Regions from separate parts of the Homo sapiens genome. Here region 1 is linked to region 2. Evidence: chromatin loops called from intact Hi-C (ENCODE). Cell type or tissue: heart left ventricle. All regions are shown on one strand. Region 1 has its middle 7.2 kb from the start of WNT2B. Region 2 holds the start of MOV10 (Mov10 RNA helicase).

Region 1 (2,500 bases), 170 kb after region 2:
GTGTGTGTGAGTGTGTGTGCAGATTCTTGGAGAAGGCAGGACACTCAAAGTTCTCCTCCCTTTGTCACTCCCTCCTGCCTGAAAAGCTCAAATCAGCAGCCCTCACTGTGTAAGAAACATCATCAGACTTGAGCCAAGTCAGGTTTTCCATAATCCCTGTCCGCAATCCCCTCTCCCCCAATTTCCTTCTCTATAGCCTCTCTAAAACTGCACCAGTCATTTCAGCCGTCCTCCTGTTCCTGAAAAACCCAGAACCCACCCCCTCCTCCTCTCCTAACCCCTGTGTTATGTGTGTGTACTCTCCTCCAGTCATCACAGGAGAAGGGTCTTTCCATGAAAAGCCGGAGGGTGAGGCTGGGGACCGTGGACACGCAGGGTCGGGGGAGGGCGGGGAAAGCAGGCTGTCCTTGGGCTTCACACCCCCAAGTCCGAGGCCTCCAGCCCTTCTCTGAGGTTTCCTTTGGAGAGGTCTCTCTTGCCTGATAAGATCAAAGCATTCCCTCTGCCAAATCATTACCTTATTTTCGAGGCAATTAGAGAACTTATTGTATCATTTAGCCGGGTCTCCAGCTTTAGCTGTTTATCGCTGCTTGTCTCTGTCTTGCAGAGGAAAGGATCTGCCCGGCGCAGCCCTCCGGGCCAGAGAGGGGAGAGCGGGGTGCAGGGCAGGGCTCTGGCGGGCCCCAGGGCCGCGGCCCGGGGAGCTGTCCGGATGCTTTCAGCAGGGACGGGCAGCTGGAGGGCACGGGGACGCGCTCCTGAGAGGAGAGCCCGGTGGCTCCTCCCGGCGTCCGCCACGGCCGCAGGATCGCTCTCTCCCGCGGGCGCAGCACCTGCGCGCCGGAGTAGCCCGGGAGAGCGAGCCGCAGAGTGAGGGGAGACCGCTCAGGCCAGGCCTGGCCAGGGCCCCAGCCCCGGAGGAGAACGCTGAGCTTTAGCCAAGATTCCGGGCGCTTTCCGACTCGCGGGTGGGCGACTCGCCCTGTGAACCGGGCGCCGCGCCGTGGCGTTCGCGGGAAAGGCATGGCAGCCTGAGCTTCGTCTTCTTGGGGATCCCCGCGTTTCTGCCCGAAGAAAACCTTAGGAGCGGGCGTGGCACGGAGAAGTGGGTGTTCCCAAGGGCAGGCGAGTGTGGCCTACTTTGCTTCTGTCCAGACCACAACTCCTACCTGCAGACGAAGCGCGCACACACACCGGGGATTCGGGTCAGCCAGAGGATCCCTAGAGCGGTGGTTCTCAAACATTTTGGTCTCAGGACCTCTTTACACTCACAAATTATCAAGGACCCCAAAGAGCTTTTGTTTATGTGGGTAATAGCTATCCATATTAAAAATTAACATAAACTCAGGAGCCAACTGAAAAGTTCCCAGTGGCCAAAGCTGGACAATTTGGGCAACAAAACAAAACAGTTTTCGATTGTAACCCAAAGCATAAAATTAAATACCCATGAGTCCATGCTGATACAAATAAATGATTGAATGAATAAATAAATGGAGGAGAAGAGACAAATTTCCTATACAGAATCCCAAATAATGTATGTGGGTATTCTGCCCTGAAGGAGGTGACATACAACTCCCTACTACTTAAGTGTGGGCTATGCATCGTGACCTTTTTCCAAGAGTATTGTACAGACAGGGAGTGTGGAGGGGAAAAGCAACTTCACAGTGGAGAAAGCTGACAAATACAACCTCACTGGGTGATCAAGGTCAACATACCAGTGTCAGGTTGATAGTATGTACTCTTGATATGATGCGATAAAACAACACTTTCCCTCTGTGGTCCTCCTCCCCATTACCCCGGTCTAATCAAGAAAAAAACACCTGGTAAATTCCACCAGGGGGACATTCTACAAAATACCTGACTAGTACTCCTTAAAACTGTCAAGGTCATGAAAAACAAGGAAAGTCTGAGCAACTGTCACAGCCAAGAGGCGCCTAAGGAGACACGACAAGTAAATGTAATATTATAACTTGGATAGGATCCTGGAAAAGGAAGAGGACACTGGGGAAAAACTGAGGCGTTCTGAACAAAGTATGGACTTTAATTAATAATAATATATTAGTATTGGTCCACTGTTGTGACAACTGTACCATACATTTGTAGTGTAAGAAAGATGTTTGTAATCGGGAAAACTGGGATATATGGGCACTTTGTACTATCTTTGCAATTTTTCTGTAAATCTAAAAACTGCTCTAAAATATAAGATTTTAATTTATTTTTATTTTTTGAGACAGGGCCTTGCTCTCTTGCCCAAGCTGGAGTGTAGTGGCACGATCATGGCTTGCCCTGAACTCCTGGGCTCAAGCCATCTTCCCTCCTCAGTCTCCCGATTAGCTGGGACTACAGGTATGCACCACCATGCCTAAATAATTAAAAAAAATTTTTTTTAGTGACGGGGTCTCACTATGTTGCCCAGGCTGGTCTTGAACTCCTGGGCTAAAGCAATCCTCCTGCCTCAACCTCCCAAAGTTCTGGGATTATAGGCATGAGCTACTGCACC
Region 2 (2,500 bases):
CGGCCCAGGCAGGAGGGTCCGTGGAAATGAAACTGAAAGTCGCCGCTGCAGCTGGAAGTTGGCGGCCCTGAGATGAGGGTGCAGCAGGAGGGAAGCCCCCTAACTCTGACCCCTGATCCTGCGGGCTCCCTTCTCCCCACCAGGCTTCCCTCCTCCGTTCTTTTCTTACCTGAGCTTTCCCTTCGGTTTCTTCGTCCTATCCCCTCCCCCTCTTCGCATTAACTCTTTCCTAAAGCGTCTGACCCCTCCCTCAGGGCCCTCCCCTTACCCCAAGCTCCCTCCCCTGGCTTCTAGCCAGTATCAGAACGTGGCTACCGCTTGGGGCCCTCTGAACAGCCCGGGAGGACCTCCGAGCCTCAGCCAGGGCTACCCTCACGCCCACCCTCCAGAGCCTCGGGACTCAGTGAAAAGCAGGAGAGCAAAGGGCAGGGCTGGGATCTAGGTCGGCTGCGGCCGGAATGGGGAAGCTCATCCAGCGCCTCCCCCAGCCTTCCAGGGACGTAAACTCGGGGCGACACGCCCCCTCCCCCATTTTCCCTTCTCGGGCTTTCAGACGCACGTAGTTGGCATAAGGGTCAAAGAAGTTTGGGGAAAAGAACCCAGTGTCTCTGAGATAAAGGTGTGTACGTGTGGGAGGGAGGGACAAGGGGCTCTGCCAGGATACACAGTAATTGCTTTTCTCTGCCACATCGGCTTATGTGGAAAGGCTGGTGACCGACCCTTACCCCTGAGCCACATATTTGGGCGCTTCGTTGCATTCCAGTCTGTATTGCTCTTTAATTTTTACTGGTATATAAGGTGGACCCTTATATTCATCAAAATACTAGCATCTTGAGCGTAAGGGACTGTTGTGTTAGGCAATAATAAGTGGTTAATAGTGACAGCATCAGTACCAAGAAGAGAACTAAAAGGGCAGTGTGCTTCAGAAGACTGTATAGACAAATTTAAGGGGGTGGGGCTACAATAACAAACCTTTGTATCTATTTTTTTCCCGCAGAATGAAATGACACACACACTAGAATGGGACAAGCTAAGTTACACTACAAAGTTTTAAATCAAATACATCACTTTCAAATAAATCAAAGCTAGTGTTGTTCTCCATAGTAGCTACCAGCAGGAGGCCACACACTCAATCTACGGAATTGAAGAAAGTCCAGAACCCAGGTCATACTCCAGCTGGGCTACCCGGTACCTTCTCTCAGGCCAACAACCAAATGAAGCCAGGAATAACAGGCTTTAGCAACAGGAAATGCAATGTCAGTGGGAACCAAAGCTACGGGGATGGGTAAAATAGGGCAGAGGAAAACATCTTACAAACTTATTATGCAAAGTAGAAGAAAAAACTAGAAAAGCAGCCAAAGATTTTACCTTTTTTCTCCCTCAATGTCCTGATGAGGTTCCAGAAGAATAGAGAGGGTGAACTCTTAAAAATTGCCTTGTTACTTACCATCTCAAAAACGTACCATCAACCGTACTCAAACTGAATGTCTGGCTCCATTCTGACCAGCAAATCTAAATCCCTATTATTCTTGGATACAATCTCCCTTCTTCTCTGGTCAGGTTTATGTCTTGGATGTTCTCAAAACGTACACAAAAGTCTGCAGTATAGTAAAACCTTGGGTAAAAAGTGTGATGCTATGTGGCTTTGTTTACAATGGAACTTCTCTAAACAATTTCATCCAGAAAAATCTACTTCACATGGGGTTCTAATTGTTATTGTCAGAGCTCTTTGAATCAGAGCAACTCCATCTTCAACAGGGACTGGGTAAAATGAGACTGAGACCTATTGGACTGCATTCCCAGGAGGTTAGGCATTCTAAGTCACAGGATAAGACAGGAGGTCAGCACAAGATACATGTCATAAAGACCTTGCTGATAAAACAGGCTGCAGTAAAGAAGCTGGCTAAACCCCACCAAAACCAAGATGGTGAGGAGAGTGACCTCTGGCCGTCAGATGTGAGATTTGTTTCTGTGCTCAGAGAGCTTATATATACTCTGTGCATTTATATATACCCTATCTGTTCAAAGAAGAAATTTAAGTTAGCTCAACTTAAACTACAGGACAATCCAGCTTTGTTCATATTTACCAATCTTCCTTTGATTTTTCACATAGTAGGTAGCTGAAAAACGAGACAATGGTCACCAGCATTTGGTTTACTTGGTAGTTTTATAGAAAATTGTAAATTCACAAGTTGGCATTCAAATATTTATCATTCTTTGAGTTTGAAGAGAATATGCCAAGTTTGCCAAGCATCCCATGAACCTAGATGAGTCCAGCACCGAAGTCTTAGACTATAAAAGAGAACAGGCACTGGAACTAGGCAAGCAATAGAGGGATAACCACTGAGGCTCAGATGAAAAAAGTCTTCAGCAGTGTCATTTCAAACCAAAATATAGGAGGGAAGCCTCACAAAAAACCCTTTTCCAGATGGCTGGGAAATCTTTGCCATAGCGTACAACAGGCTGATTTCAGCAGCTTGTGGTGATAAAATAGATACAA

What was found. A loop is a pair of places that touch in the nucleus more often than their neighbours do. Peaks named below come from ENCODE experiments on the same cell type or tissue, not always from the same donor. Only the 100,000 strongest peaks of a DNase experiment are listed, where the experiment ranks them.
Region 1: it touches region 2 in a loop (2.2-fold over the local background); 11 of 110 quality-filtered maps call a loop at or near these places.

What each region holds. Positions count from the first base shown.
Region 1 is chr1:112,500,493-112,502,992 of GRCh38, reverse strand. It overlaps a transcript of WNT2B not described here. Among named protein-coding and RNA genes, the nearest start is that of WNT2B, 7.2 kb to the left of the region's middle. RefSeq lists a silencer at 627-716. In heart left ventricle, CTCF peaks have their summits at 803 and 1,002; a DNase peak (open chromatin) is centred at 952; H3K4me3 peaks cover 969 bases; H3K27ac peaks cover 828 bases.
Region 2 is chr1:112,672,399-112,674,898 of GRCh38, reverse strand. MOV10 (Mov10 RNA helicase) reads right to left here and starts at 240. Exons shown (of 21, transcript NM_001321324.2): 1 at 170-240; 2 at 1-51. In heart left ventricle, a CTCF peak has its summit at 1,107; a DNase peak (open chromatin) is centred at 418; H3K4me3 peaks cover 1,465 bases; H3K27ac peaks cover 1,265 bases.